Linked DNA regions of Mus musculus: region 1 is linked to region 2. Evidence: chromatin loops called from intact Hi-C (ENCODE). Cell type or tissue: left cerebral cortex. All regions are shown on one strand.

Region 1 (8,000 bases), 130 kb after region 2:
GCAGGTGGATCTCTGAGTTCAAGGCCAGCCTGGTCTGCATAATGAGTTTCAGGACAGCCAAGACTACACACCATGCCTGCCTTGACCACTGTTTTACATTCAGAAAGAATGTTTCTTTTCAGTCACTTCATAGCTTCATCAAGTACTGTCCCTAGAGTCTTTTCCATGTCATAACAGCTTACTCACTGCCCCTCAGTGCTTAGATCTCCACTTTAACATCATATTGTATGTTCACTCACTCTCCAACCAAAGCCTCTCCAAATGTCACTGTTATCATCCAAATCAGGGTGGAGTGTCACCCTTTCTTATTGCATTCATTATTGTTACCTTGGTGTAGACTCCTGGTGTGTCTAATGCACTGTACTGGCTTCTCGCCAAGTAAGACAGTGTTTCCATCTTAACAACTTTGGAAATTATATGAGAACATAATCCAGACTGTCACTGGATGTGTCCAGAGGCCTTAGCAGAATGTACATTTTACAGTTGGCTTTTGAGACATTATATTAGTCGTGGGGACACGGGGAGGGCACTGAATACTGGTAGGCGAGGAAAGTGGCCCTGGAACTAGTCTAGGAACACTTCAAAGTTTAGAGCCTGGAACGATAAGGAAGGATATAGAAGACATAGAAAGGAGTGGCTTAGGTTGGGCAGTGTCATAAGACTAAGAGGGCATTGTGACTCAGAGGCTAATAGTACGTCAGACTGCTTCAAATAGCCAACATTTAATTCTCAAATTAATCCCTTCAGTTTCTAATATGAAGTCCAAGGTCAAGGTACCATCAGCTCTAAACCTCTTTCTATGGTTCATGGACAGAGAGCTCCTTGGCATATTCACATGTGTATGTAGTAAATGAGTATTATTGGGCGTCTTGTCACGTATAGTGCAGATGAGTGTTGGGCACTAGCCTAACCTTCAAGTGTTCATAGATTCCTAAAGATGGAATTCCTGGGCAATATGAGTGAAAGGGACATTTTAGAGGCTTAACTTTATTACATTCTTCAAGGGCATAGTGAGTGAGTGGCCCTATGTTTTAAAAATTCTGCTGTAGTGATTCTAACGTCATATTCTTCAGTGAATTGTGGTAGAAATCTGTGGTCAGTGCCTTGATGTCCTCATTGTCTGTGTCAAGAGGAGCCCTGTCTTTGGAGTATTGATAAGCATCCCAATGGACAGCCCAGGCTCTGAGAGCTGAGTTTAGTCATGTGCTAGTGCCCAGCTGTGAAGGGAATGGCGGCCTCCACCCAAATTTTATAGTTGAGGAAACAGATCTAGAAGCAGTAGATCGTGGAGCTGCATCTACAACCTGTCCCTTGGCCCCCTTCTTGCTGCCTCTGTACTGGCTTAGAAATAACTCTTCCAGGTTTTGGGTTTTACCTCTTCATGAAGACAGCACAAGAATGCGTAGCTTTTTTTTTTTTTTTTTTTTTTTTTTTTTTCTGTGTAGAGGATCCAGAGCATGTTTTTATAAGTAATCTTTTGTGCTAGGAGGTAGGAAGAAAGAGAACATTCTAAAACCCAGTTGTGCTGGGTTACCAAGATTTAACTTGATTGCAAACTTTATGAGTAGGCGGATGTTCTTAGGAAGTACTCCTAACCTCTAGAAAGTAACAAAACTAAACAGCTAAAGGAATTATTCACCTTCTGAGACCCAGGAGCTTAATGAGGACAGTGGATGGTCTGGAGAGTACAAAAGAGAGGGAAACAAGAAGGAAAAGGTTAGAAAGTTGTACTTCTGAGAAAAGGTTAAAAGCATTGGGATTATTTAACCTGCAAAAGTGAAAGAGGAGCAGGGTGATTAATAACTCTGCATAGATGAATTGTGTTGTTTCCACGGTCAATACCCAATGAGTGGCCCGTATACGGAGCACGCTACCAAACAGTGTAGAGAATAATAAATAGCTCAGAGTTCCATGGACCTTCCTCTCTGTGTGGATACAATGCACATATGTGTCAGAAATGCATGCTTGTCTTCAAAGTTTACAGATATATTTAGAGAAGTGGTTGGTTGAGACTGAAAGTCAACTGATAGAGAAACATAAAGGAGTCAGACCAGGGCTGTGTGGGGAGTCGGGGAATGACTGAGGAGCTGGAAAGGGCATGAAGGAAAGGGCCATCTCCAAACTCTGCACACCCGGGCAGGAATGACTGTGTGCGAGAAGATGGCAAACAGGGAGATTTTTGTGTTCAATGAATACGGGAAGCTTTCACTTCACTTCAGATGATTTGAAACGTTTGCAATGCTATGTGTATGGTAAGTTTCAACAGAGAAATTCCCTTGGAGACCTCAGATGAAGCTTGCTTTTTAGGAGGGCCGAGCAGGAAAGGGCATGAGCGTCACTCAGAACATATTTAGGGAAATGCTGTCTAGAAGAGAGACAGGGAGACTTCGTAATTTTCATATGAGGTACATCTTGATTTTCATTGTGAGTCCTTGAGTTTCAGTTTTCAATCAGATAGAAGACATAGTCAGATAGGAGGTGACTCCTCACCAATTTTGTTCCAGTCAGGGAACTTGCTGTTAGGATTTTTTCTTTTCTGTGATCCCTAAATTAACCTGATAGAAAAAAGACTAGAAAAACAGAAGGAGGCAAGTGCAATACCAGTTTTAAAGAGCAGAAAGCAAAATATGTCTTTGTGACCTAGGAATGGTCTTCACATTGATCCTGGCTGTTTTTCTTAATTGAGCTCATTAATTTTTATTATGTTCACTATGTTTCTTATAATTTAGCAAGAAGTGTAGGCTATTCATGCAAATAAGGGGCCCCTAAGGAAAAAAAAATTTTTTTTCATACATGTCCTTTTTGCATTGCAGTAAGGATCAAGAGAATGCTATAGAAGTGATATATACTGTATTTCATACAGCCCCATGAATCTTTTTTTGCAAATCACCAATTTTGACCTCTGAAGGGGTCTTATGATAGCAGGTTACAGCGCTCTGTCCCCTCGACCTAGTCTAGTTTGGTTCAAGCGTTTACATTACAGGGCTGATGCTGTGCTTTCTTGGTGTGCCAATAAGCATAGGAGCAAGTGCATTTCTGATAATAAGCTAAAACAATAGCCACCAGTGTACCAGGAGAGTTTTTATAGAGACAAATGATAAACCTTGTACTGGGGTAGACGAACTTCATTCATTCAAGCTAAGTCTGACAGGCTTAGCAATATAACAGGCATGAAAAAGAGTAGCTTTAGTTGACTATGACTGCCAATCAATTTACAGTGGATCATGATTGTCCCCTACTCTAATGTATTCTTTATTTGATAGCTCACATAACTAGAAAGATATTACTCCTTTGTAGGTACTTTATCTCTGTAGGAGCATGGCGTTTGTTTGTTTGCTTGTTTGTTTTCTGACAATTGGTCTGGAAGAAAACATCCAAATGACATAGGGCTTTGAAGTCACGCCTCTGTTGAAGCTCTTGACTAACAAATCTCTAAGGGGTAAAGTACTTGACGTTGCTTTCAGTGTGTAACCTACGATTCGGATGGCTCTACTGTAGCAACGTCCTGGTCATCCCAAGTAAGTTGGAAGAATTGGAGATTATATCTAATCTCAACCTAAAATGTCTTAATAGGCATATTACAAGTAGCAGTGTGATTTAGATACATGGCTCAGGCAGTCCATAATGGAAACACACTTAGGAAGAAGCTACATTGTGACGTGGATGGACAGATTTCCTCCTCCTCTGAAACATCACAATTATTTGGTAGAGGGTGAATAAACTTCATAGGCAGTGAAAGAATATGCATTACGTAAGAGATTGTCATTGGAGGGAAGGCTCAGAGGCAGCATGTCCAAGGACATGACTTTTAGAATAGTTTATAGAAAGTAGCCGGAAAGGAGTCATTGAACAAGACAATCCATTTTAAAGCCGTGACTGGTGGATTTTCTCATGTAAAGAGAGAAGTCTGCAGTGAAGAATATCACTGGAGATTGAGAGTTCGAGTTTTATTTAATCACAGAAAAGTAGATGTAGACACACTTGTTTAGTTTTACATTCAGTATTATGCAGCATTCATGAGGTTTCATTTCTTCTGCTGCATCTATTTTTGAAGAGAAAGGAGGTGGAAAGGAATACTCTCAAAAATCGTTCTGTCTAAGAAAACAGAATGCCAAGCCTTGCCGCTGCCACGGTGTGCACAGTGCTTTGTGTTCCCCAGCCTCCGTCGATGGTCATTTCAGTTTCACATTCACCACATGGGGCCTGTGAAGTTGGGAATTTAAGATATGCATTGGCTATTGCTTGGTGATGGTGCATGGCACCCATCTCCGTGGCTTAGGCTGTTAGAGATGACTCAGTCATTAAGAGGGCTTGCAGCTCTTACTGACTGCTTCACACCCACACTGTGCAACTCACCACTCTCACCACTCGTGAAACTCCAGCCCCAGGGAATCTGATGCCCTCTGCTGGATGCCATGGGCACCCCACATGCGCACATACATATATAGGCATAATTAAAATATAATAGAAATGAATCTTAAAAACCCTTCTCAGTGGCTTAACACAGGCAGAGATTTTTGTTTGTTTTTGAATTTGAGACATGCTTTATGTAGCACTTGCTGTCCTGGAACTCCACATGTAGATGCTGTCACTCACAGAGATCTGCTTGCCTCTGCCTCCATGACTTTCCCCGAGCACTGGAAGTAAAGGCGTGCACTACCATACCCAGCTCAGCCAGCATCTGATGCTTCTCCTCCATGTCTGTCTAAGTCATGCTTGCTCTCAGGGAACAGGAACAAGAGAGGCAGAGAAAACTAGGAAGTCTCTTTAAGCCATATTTCAAAAGTGGATTATCTTATACCAGTCATGTTATTGGCCAAAGTAAGTCACATGGCTAGAGCATATAAAAATAGGTTTAAGGAATACATGATGTGGGAAGTAGGTGTGTGTGTGATTTATACCATTTATTTATTACATTTATACCAGTGAAGAGAGATTTGCAAACAGTATATACTGTAATATTGTCACCTGAGTTAGTTAGGTGCGAGAGTGACAAATGGGATATAAGGGCAGTGCTTGTTGCAGATGCTGACCTGAGATTCTGAGAGCCTCTAGCAGACTGTGGAGGATAGCCAGCTTTGTGCTGATTGACTGTCAGAAGCCCTTGCCGGAACTTCTGCATGGCTGACCACCGGCACTGCCAGCCATGCTAGAGTAGCTGCTCAAGTCATATAGAGTTCATTTTTATATGCTTTCCTTGTCACCACGCTTTAGGAAATGTGCTCTTGTAGAATTTGATAGTCAACACCACACAAGAGCAACTACAGTAAAAAGAAGCTGTGGTGTGTGTTACCACATGTAGAATGGGCATCCTGATGGTGTGGGGAAGCAGTCAGTAGTACCACATACATGTAGAACGGGCATCCTGATGGTGTGGGGAAGCAATCAGAGAGGTGAAAAACATGCTCTATGAAATTTAAGAAAGGATGAACTGACCGCAAGCCCCACAAGAGTGTGCCTAGCTAGAGCCAAAGCTTTAGGAAGAACCAGACAAATGCAGGTGAACACAGCAAGTGTTTAAGGTCACAGTGTTTTGTATCTGTGGTTATTAGACTGTGTCTTAAGTTGCCCAACTAGAGGGAGTGGTGGAATGTCAGTAAAACTGGATGTTGATTCAATGAGAATCAGTTTCTGCTGATAAAAGGGGCAGGGGGAGTCAATAACTCCTATTAATCTGCAACCTTTGTGCATGTGCCTTCTCCTTTGTAGGAAGAACTTGAAACAGCCACGAGATTTCTGTACTATGAAATGGGCTACAAGTCTCGAACAGAACAACTTACAGATAGCACTGAAATCAGCCTGCTGCCTTCAGACATCGATAGGTACTTTCAATGCTCTTCCCGTCCTCCCCTTCCATAGCCTCCTCCTCCTCTTCCTGTCCACTCTTTTATGTAAGACTATCTGCCATTATTCAATTTTGGGTTGCAGGTACAAGAAGAGATTTCACAAGTTTGATGAAGATGAAAAAGGCTTCATTACCATTGTTGATGTTCAGCGTGTCCTAGAGGTGATACATACTCCCCCACCCCATTATTAGTTCTCTGGTATAGAAAGATATAAAATTAATATTAGTTTGCATGTTTTCCAAGTAGCATTTTAAGGGTTGAACAGTCTAGCTACATTATCAGGAAGTTACACATAATTTTTAGTTTAACCCTCACCTCTCTGTGCTCCCCTGCCTAGAGTATCAATGTACAAATGGACGAAAACACACTGCATGAAATTCTCTGCGAAGTAGATTTGAACAAAAATGGACAGGTTGAGCTGCACGAGTTTCTGCAGGTGAGTTGTCACGAGGCAGATGCCGCTGCGGTCTTGCTTTTGCTTGTCCTCATCCCGAGAACGGATTCTTAAGTCGACCTGTTAGTCGCTTCATTCTGAAAACATAGCCTTAGCCAGAGCAGTTGATCTGTCTGCCCTCAGTGATGAGTTCTGTTTGTGTCTGTCCGCTTTTATAAGAGGCACCTGTTTTATTGGCTAATTTAGATAAAATCCAAGTTAATTGTGGCGTACAGAATTGCATAATTAAAGAACAAGGCCGTGGGCTATGATTGCGCCGCTGCCTATGCCGAGAGGCAACAGAGTACTTCTAGTATGGAAAGTCACCGTTCACTGTTGTGTGGGAGAAATTATAACCCATAGTTTTTTATTCATTGGATAATCATACTCACCTAAGAATACAATTAGTCAGTTCTTATACTTTGAAGAAGCAGAAAAGTAAATGGGAAGGAAGTTAAACTCCAGGATCAAGACCACAAATTCAAACATTTCCGTGTCTGGTGGTCAGCTAACCAAGGCTCCAATTGTTCAATCCTTCTAACCATGAAGGAAATCCATTTTGTTCCTGTAACCTCACACTAGATGCTCTACATCACCCCTTAATCGTTCTGTAAAGGAAAGGATTTTAGCAATGTATTCCTAGCTGTCCATGGGACTGATCGTTTGAAGAACACATTGGTTTCAGGCAGCCCGGGTTTTTCTGTAGTGTTTCTTGGGCAGGTATTTCAAATGAATGCCAGGTCTTGCTTGCACCATGGCAATGATGAATGCTGAACATGAAATAAATTAATGCTGGGATTTTGGTCAATGTCAGCCCTTTCTTCACTGTGTCAAGTTAAACAAACAAGATCAAGGCAGAGGAAATGGTAATTGTCTCTCTGGAGATGAGCTGCAGATAAGAGCATTGTTGAATCTAAATGCAGAAAATTTTCTCAGGTTGTGTCCAGCATTACAAAAAAGAGTGTTTAGTTATTTAACTACTAACTGTTTAACTGAATGCGAATTTCAAATGGAATTTGAGATTTATGGTTAGGACTTTTAACAGGAAACATTTAAAGCCTCTTTTTGAATAGTTTTTCTGGAGAACACTTCCTTGTCTTAGAATTTCAGAAAACTCTTCTTTAAATAAATAGCTTATGCTTCATTTCTTGTGTTTTACAAACAAACAGCAGCATTTAGACCTAAAAAACCCAGGGCTTTAGAGACAATGGGAGTCTAATTTAATGAGTATGTTGTATGGTTTGGGTTTTAAGTAATTTTCTTCAATGTCGTAGAATTATACACATAGAAAATAATTTAAACCACCTGCAGGTTTTCCTGTAGAGTTTTAAAATAAATTAGTATTTCCTGTCCAGTTCTAAATAAAAGCAACCATTCATGCTTTCAAGAACACAGCATAGTTTCCAAGTTATAAAACACATTGGCTCTTGTCCTTATGAGGTCTGTTCACACCTAGATACTATTTTTTCTTGCAGTACGGTTCTTGGATACATGTAATACCTAATAGAAAACTTTAAGCTTGTTGAGGTTGGTACAGGAAACACTGTCAGTGGCTGAGAGAAGAGGAGCCCCACTCTGACTGTTGTTACCTCTGATAAGTCCCAAGGTTCTCCCAGCATCAGAGAGAAAACAACAGTCAGAAAACTGTTCTCTTGTTAAATGCCAGCAGTCCTTAGGTAAAATAGTTCTCGATGTAAAGTATGTTTCCACATCTGAATGTT
Region 2 (8,000 bases):
CCAGGCCAGCCTGGTCTACAAAGTGAGTTCCAGGACAGCCAAGACTATACAGAGAAACCCTGTCTTGAAAAACCAAAAAAAAAAAAAAAAAAAAAAAGAAAAAAAAGAAAAAAAGAAAGACAAAAATAAGCAAACAAGCAAATAAACGAAAAATCATTCGAAGACTGCTGAGACAATCAGTCAGCCTAGTCCTGATGACCCAATTCAGTCCTTGGGGCACACATGAAGGTAGAAGGCAGGAATCTACCCCACAGTGCTGTTGTCTGGCCCCCATGAGTGGATGGTGGCATGAGAGTGTAGCACACACTGAGGCACACACACAAACACAAGCAATAAATACAACAGAGTTAAGGAAAGCACACGTGCTTTATAATTAGGGCTGACACTGGTAACAACTTCTCTGTGTCTCAAGTACTTAACCAAGTTTGCAAAGTTCTTTTCCCTACCGAGACCAATCAACAGGTTTCAGAGATTAGGACAGAGTCTGAGAGATCACGTATTCTCTCTAGTAGTACGCAGGAGCTCTTTTTTCTTTCCTTTCCTTTCCTTTCCTTTCCTTTCCTTTCCTTTCCTTTCCTTTCCTTTCCTTTCCTTTCCTTTTCTTTCTTTCTTTTTTTTTTTTCTTTTTTCTTTTTTGGTTTTTCGAGACAGGGTTTTTCTGTGTAGCCCTGGCTGTTCTGGAACTCACTCAGTAGAGCAGACTGGCTACAGAAATCCACCTGCTTCTGCCTTCCAAGTGCTGGGATTAAAAGCATGTGCTACCACTACCCGGCCACAGGAGCTCTTAAATCATTTATTTATTTATTTAGGACTTCATCTTCTAGCCAGGTTGACCTTGAACTCAACAGATCCCTCTGGGTTTTGGCTTATAGGTGTGTCTGCCACCACACTCAGCTAAGAGCTTGCCTTCGCCTCTCACTAGTCTGAAGACGAAGCTTTTCACCTGACACAAGAGCAGGAGCAGCCAGGCATGGCAGCACAGTGTGTAGTCTCAGCACCGAGAAAGGTGACCTGGAGGGTGGTTGTGAGTTTAAGGCTAGCCTAGGCTACAGAGGAAAACCCAGTGTTAAAACACTGTATCTGTATGGAGCACAGGGGTGGAAAAGTGGACTGTGGAGTGATGTATACATATGTTGCACACATACGTAGGCTGTTACGCCGCTACAAAGACAAATTAGAAGTTGTGCTTTGCAGGAAGATTGAAGGAATGGATGATCGCCATATGAAACAACATAAACCAGTCTCAAAAACTTCCATGTTTCTTCTCATATATAAATAAAAACCCCCAAAAGGCACAAAAGCAGAAGTGGCAGAAATTTAGTCTCCAGTAACCCAAAATCCAAACAAGCAAACCAAACAGCCATCCATTAAACTGCGGTTTCTCCTTGATGGCTGTTACAGGGTGTTCTTCTGTCTTACTGTCTTGTACACTCTGCACAGAGTTCCTTGAAAACTTTGCTTCTGGATAGAGGGTGATGGGGAGTGGCGCACACCTTTAAACCCAGCATTAGGAGGCAGAGGCAGGTGGATCTCTGGGTTTGAGGTCAGACTGGTTTAAAGATCAAACTGTAGGATAGTCAGGGCTGCACAGAGAATCTCTGTCTCAAAAAAAAAAAAAAAAAGCAGGGGAAGGGAGGGCGAGAAACAAAGAGAGGAAGGAAGAAAGGAAGGAAGGAAGAGAGAGAGAAGCTTCAATTTGTAATTCCCAGATAACAGAAGCAAGGCTCTCTACCTTTGGGCCTTCCATGTGAGCCTCTGATAATGATGATGATTTTGCTGATAGAGGAGGAATGAGGAAGAGGTTTGGAAGCTAATGTGTTTGCTGAGGACACAGCACCTGCTAGCCTCTGGCATGTGCTCCCTGTGTGCAGAATGCTTTCATCTTGGCTTGGTTGAAATTAGGTCAGAGCCTGCCTGTTTCAAAGCTCCTAAACTCAGTGATCTTCTCTCCTCCCCCACCCCCTGGTGTGTGTGTGTGTGTGTGTGTGCGTGCACACTCGCGCATTGGGACAGGTTCTCACTATATTGCCCTGGAACTATGGCACTATGTAGATCAAGCTTGCCTAATAGAAATCTGCCCCCCAAACAGTCTTTTTCTCTTTCTTTCTTTCTTTCTTTCTTTCTTTCTTTCTTTCTTTCTTTCTTTCTTTCTTTCTTTCTTTCTTTCTTTCTTTAAAATTTTTTATTAGATATTTTCTTTAATTACATTTCAAATGTTATCTACTTTCCTAGTTTTCCCTCTTAAAATCCCCTGTCCCCTCCCTCCTCCCCCTGCTCCCCGACCCACTCACTCCCATTCCTGGCCCTGGCATTCCCTTATACTGGGGCAAAGAGCCTTCACAGGACCAAGGGCCTCTCCTCCCATTGATGGCCGACTAGGCCATCCTCTGCTACACATACAGCTAGAGCCACAAGTTCCACCATGTGCTTTCTTTGATTGGTGGTATAGTTCCAAGGAGCTCTAGAGGTACTGGTTAGTTCATATTGATGTTCCTTCCATGGGGCTTCAGCCCCCTTCAGCTCCCTGGGTATTTCTCTGGCTCCTTCATTGGGGACCTTGTGCTCCATCCAATGGATGACTGTGAGCATCCACTTCTGTATTTGCCAGGCACTGGCAGAGCCTCACAGGAGACACCTATATCAGGCTCCTGTCAGCAGGCTCTGCTGGCATCTGCCTAGTGCCTGGGTTTGGCGGTTGTTTATGGGGTGGATCCCCAAGTGGGGCAGTCTCTGGGTGGTCATTCCTTCAGGCTCTGCTCCGAACTTTGTCTCTGTAACTCCTTCCATGGGTATTTTGTTTCCCATTCTAAGAAGGAATGAAGTATCCACACTTTGGTCTTCTTTCTTCTTGAGTTTCATGTGTTTTGCAAGTTGTATCTTGGGTATTCTAAGTTTCTGAGCTAATATCAACTTATCAGTGAGTGAATATCATGTGTGTTCTTTTGTGATTGGGTTACCTCACTAAGGATATCTTCCAGATACAACCATTTGCTTAAGAATTTCATAAATTCATTGTTTCTAATAGCTGAGTAGTACACCATTGTGTAAATGTACCACATTTTCTGTATCCATTCTTCTTTTGAGAGATATCTGGGTTGTTTCCAACTTCTGGCTCTTATAAATAAGGCTGAGATCTAAATAACTTTAAAAGTCCCACAGTCTTTACATATTCTTAAAATTTCAATCTCTTAAAATTCTAAGTCTTTTTACAATTAAAAGTCTCTTTAATTGTGGGCTCCACTAAAACAGTTACTTCCTTCAAGAGGGAAAATATCAGGGCACAGTCACAATCAAAAGCAAAAGTCAATCTCCAACCGTCCAATGTCTGGGACACAGTGGAGCATGTGTCCTTATTACCAGTTGGAACATCTTCTGGGTATATTCCCAGGAGAGGTATTGCTGGATCTTCCAGTAGTACTATATCCAATTTTCTGAGGAACCACCAAACTGATTTCCAGAGTGTTTGTACCAGCTTGCAATCCCACCAGCAATGGAGGAGTGTTCCTCTTTCTCCACATCCTCGCGAGCATCTGCTGCGACCTGATTTTTTTTTTTTCCCCTTCTGGACAGGGTTTCTCTGTGTAGACCAGGCTGGCCTCGAACTCAGAAATCCACCTGCCTCTGCCTCCCAAGGCAGGTGGGATTCAAGGCGTGAGCCACCACTGCCCGGCAGAATTTTTGATCTTAGCCATTCTGACTGGTGTGAGGTGTAATCTCAGGGTTTTTTTGATTTGTCTATTTCAACAGTCTATTTTTTTTTTAAAGACTTATTTATTTATTATATGTAAGTACATTGTAGCTGTCTTCAGACACTCCAGAAGAGGGAGTCAGATCTCGTTATGGATGGTTGTGAGCCACCATGTGGTTGCTGGGATTTGAACTCTGAACCTTTGGAAGAGCAGTCGGGTGCTCTTACCCACTGAGCCATCTCGCCAGCCCCAGTCTATTTTTTTAAGGTAATCATACAAAGAGATCACTCTTGCTTGTTTCTAATTTATGCTTGCTATCAGGATCAATCAATCAATCAGTCAAGCAAGCAAGCATGGAATTACATTTTTCTTGGCACTGGTCTTCTGCTATGCCTGCAGTCTAGCACTGAGTGTGTAGACTCCAGGCTCTCATTTTACAGTGGGGTGATCAGGTTTATGTTAAACCTATTACTACTGAGTTTTAAATGATCTCCAGGTGACTTAAGGTCTTCCAATGCAGAACTGCAGGAATCTCCAGTTTCCAGGGCAGCTTGCCCCAGGCTCAGTTACCGGATTCGAAGGGATGGCAACTGACTTTGCTTAGAGACCAATTCTCCATTTCAGTGACTGCTTCACCCAGCTCTCTGTATGAATTTCCTGGGGCATTTCTGCTTACTCACCAGCTTCCTGGAGCTATTAAAGTTGAAGGCTGTGTTCCAGAGAAAACAAGATGCAGGGTAGCTCATTGGCATTTGAAAAGGCTTGTTTTCAGTGCTGCTCTGAGAAAGAGAAACCGGGCTTGGACCTGTCCAGGAGAGGAGAACACAGTTTCTTCCCCTCCCCACACCCCAAGACCTCCAAATTGAAGCAAATTTCTTGGTACCATGTTATATTGATGCTTTAAACTTTTATTTTAAGAACACTTTCCCAGATTCCTATAAAGTGGGCATAAAACCGCAAGTACCCGTCTTAAAATATATTTAGTATTTTATTTCATCTTTTCAAGGATCATATATTTTCATTTCATTCTTGATCCTAACTCTGTGAGGCATTGACATGGGGAGATCTTCTGTTGGATATTCTAGATGTCTATAACCCCACTGTTAAGAATCCAGGTAACAGGTAGGTGGGAACTTGCTAACTGAGCTCTTTGAATCTTGGGGTCTCCAAGACTGTCCCCCATCCTGCTGAAGGAGTTAACATTTCCCTGCTAGCCATTCAGCAATACTTTATCATTTTTGCATTTGTGAGTAGTAAACTTGTCTTTATTTAGTTTTTAGTTAGCTTCTTGGTGTTTTCAATTACTACACATAATGGGCAAGGTTATAAGTATATATGAGTTAAAATACACTAAGCAAGGCATGGAAGTCAGAGGTGAACATACAGAGGGAGCCTCAGGACAGAGGGTTTTGACCGGATGCTCAACCAAGTATCAGAATGAGGGCTAGGAAAATGGATCAGGCCAGAAAGGTCGTTGTTTCACAGCTTTCACACTGGAATTGGTTGCCCAGAACTTACCTAAAGGTGGAAGACACACTGCTCTACAAAGATGTCCTCTGATACCACACAATCCTATGATGTACACTTTCCACCATTCACACGGGCACACACACACACACACACACACACACACACACACACACGCACGCACGCACACAAGCACACACCGATACCACTACCAAAACCAGCAATAATGGGGGGGGGGGGGGGGGAAGAATCAGAATGACTGTAGGTTAGTATTGGGAATTCTGAGTCACACACACACAAAAAAAGGCCCACAAATTTTTTCTGGCTTTTCTAGTGTTTTACAGACATTATCACACTCAATCTTGTCTTGGTCATTTGCTCTTTGGGTTGTGTTGGCATGTTGTCTACAGTTTACTCATTTATTACAACCAAAGCAAACTAAACAAACAAACAAACAAAATCCACAAAGTTAACGTAAGATTTAAAGATTATTTGCTGGGTGTAATGGTACACACTTTTATCCCAGTATTGGAAAGGCAGAGGTATACATACTTCTGTGAATTCAAAGCCACTTTGGTCTTCAAAGAGTTCCTGGTTAATCAGGGCTACATCGTGAGAACTTGACTCAGAAAGTGTAGAGGAATTTTAATCCAGCAACATGGCTGCTCTTGCAAGGGATCATATCCAAAGACCTTCTACGTCTGTGTGATCCAGCTGGAATGCAGACACACCTTGGAATACTGTGCGTTCTGGCTGGAATAATGCAGACTCACGACACACCTTTAATCTCTCTGGCTGGAATGCAGACACACCCTTAGTATACACCTTTAAGGTAAAATTAGTTTGTAAAAGGAAGCAGCCATATTGGAAAGTGACATCTAATTGAGGGGCAGATGTGACGAATCAAAGAAAGATTTGACAGATGAGTCAGAGATATAGGATATATCCAACTCATTTGAGAACAGGAGAGGATGAGAGGCTACAAAAGAGCAGAGACAGAGACAGAAAGAGAAAGGTGGAGGTGTGGGTGGTATATGTGCATAGCAGTTTTACCAGGACAGATTTACAGAGACAGGTTATAGAGAGAGCATAGACACAGATGAAGACAGAACTAGCCAGAAAATGAGAAGGAACAAGAAAATGAAAACAGGCTGGGCAGTGGTGGCACACGCCTTTAATCCCAGCACTCGAGAGGCAGAGGCAGGTGGATTTCTGAGTTCGAGGCCAGCTTTGTCTACAAAGTGAGTTCCAGGACAGCCAGGGCTACTCAGAGAAAGCCTGTCTCGAAAAACCAAAGGGGGGAAAAAAGAGAACAAACAGATAAAAACAACAACAGAAATCTATCTGTAAAGCTAGGGCTACAGCTCACAGGAGAAGCACTTGGGGCAAACCATAATGCTCTAGGTTCCATCACTAGTACTGCCAGTACTGTATCGTTATAATAATAATAATAACAACAACAATAATAATAATAATAATGGCAATGATATTAAAGAAATAAACGAAAGTAAAGAGTGTGTGCATTTTGCTGAAGAGTAGTGTTCGGTATAAGTAAATCACATGACTGGGCCTTATTAGCATCGCTCCCTGATGAGGACACCAGAGCTCTGGCAGGTACAGAACTAGATCATGGGTGAAGACTTTGCATGAAAGTGCGTCAGAGATTATGTCGTTTCCCCATTTTTCTCTTATTTCTTTGTTTAGCTAACTACGCGACCTTAAGGAAGTTATTTAAGTTTAACTGTGGGCTTTCAGTTTCTCATTTGTAAAACAAAAGTTGGAAGAGCAATAGCATTCGTGGCTCTTCCTATTTATATTTCTTTCTCCTTAATATTTCATAAGTTGTATGAACATGTGTAGTAAGGGGAGAATTTGGTTCTCAAGAAATGTACAGGATCTAATGCAGTTGTCCACAGCCAATGCAGTGGATGTCTTGGGTTCTGTTCCCTGCACTGTGACAAACAAACAAACAAACCAACCAACCAACCAAACCAAAGCAAACAGACAGAATGCATGAAAGAATCTTCTAGAAAACTTAGAGGGAATCTGAGTGACTGACAGCTTTGTTTGCTTTTGGTTAATGTAAAAAGAAAAGGCAGTTTCTGGGGGTTGCACAGCTGTCCCTACATTAACATGACTGTAGATAGCATGATGGGCCGTGATGCCAGTGGTTGTCCGTGTTATGGTACAGGGATTGCAAAGCGGCTTTTGTTGAGATCACTAGCTCTTTCTTCACTCCCCTGTGAAGGCTTCGAGTGGAGGACTGAATGTGCTAGACACTTTTCTGTTACGGTGGCAAAATATTTGACAACAGTAACTTCAGGATGGAAGAAGGGTGTTCTGGCTCACAGGTTGAGCATAGTCCGTCGGGGGTGGGGTGGGGTGGGGAGGCACAGCAGTGTGAGCCCCTCTGGCTGAGACAGCAGGAGCTGGGCTGCTGTCCCAGCAGGAAGCTGACAGCAATGCTGGTGCTCAGCTCACTTTCCTCCTCCATTCTGCAGACGGACGCTTCTTCCTACAGCAGGGGTGGTTTTCCTGCCTCACTTAAGCCTCTGTCTTTTTAAAATTAATTAATTAAATTTGTTTTATTACTTACCTATTTATTCTTTACTTATTCACTTTATGTCCTGATTACTGGCCCCTCCCTAACACCCCCTCCCACAACTCTTCTCCCATCCCCTCCCCCCTCTCCTCTGAGCAGGTGGGGGGGGGGGCAGGGGCTCCCCTGGTTACTCCCCAACTCTGGTACATCGAGTCTGTGATAAACCTCTGTCTTAATTAGAGTTTACAGTTCAGAGATTTAATCCATTGTCATTAGGACAGGAAGCGTGGTGGCATGCAGGT

Evidence for each region. Hi-C counts contacts between places; a loop is a spot of excess contacts. Peaks named below come from ENCODE experiments on the same cell type or tissue, not always from the same donor. Only the 100,000 strongest peaks of a DNase experiment are listed, where the experiment ranks them.
Region 1: it touches region 2 in a loop (2.1-fold over the local background); 2 of 42 quality-filtered maps call a loop at or near these places.

The regions. Positions count from the first base shown.
Region 1 is chr2:57,358,322-57,366,321 of GRCm38, forward strand. Gpd2 (glycerol phosphate dehydrogenase 2, mitochondrial) reads left to right here. Exons shown (of 17, transcript NM_010274.3): 14 at 5,710-5,822; 15 at 5,929-6,007; 16 at 6,184-6,282. Among named protein-coding and RNA genes, the nearest start is that of Gpd2, 120 kb to the left of the region's middle. In left cerebral cortex, a CTCF peak has its summit at 4,412 (motif pointing left); a DNase peak (open chromatin) is centred at 4,308.
Region 2 is chr2:57,225,727-57,233,726 of GRCm38, forward strand. No RefSeq gene overlaps it. Among named protein-coding and RNA genes, the nearest start is that of Gm39813, 6.4 kb to the left of the region's middle. In left cerebral cortex, no CTCF peak of the experiment used is centred here; a DNase peak (open chromatin) is centred at 4,381.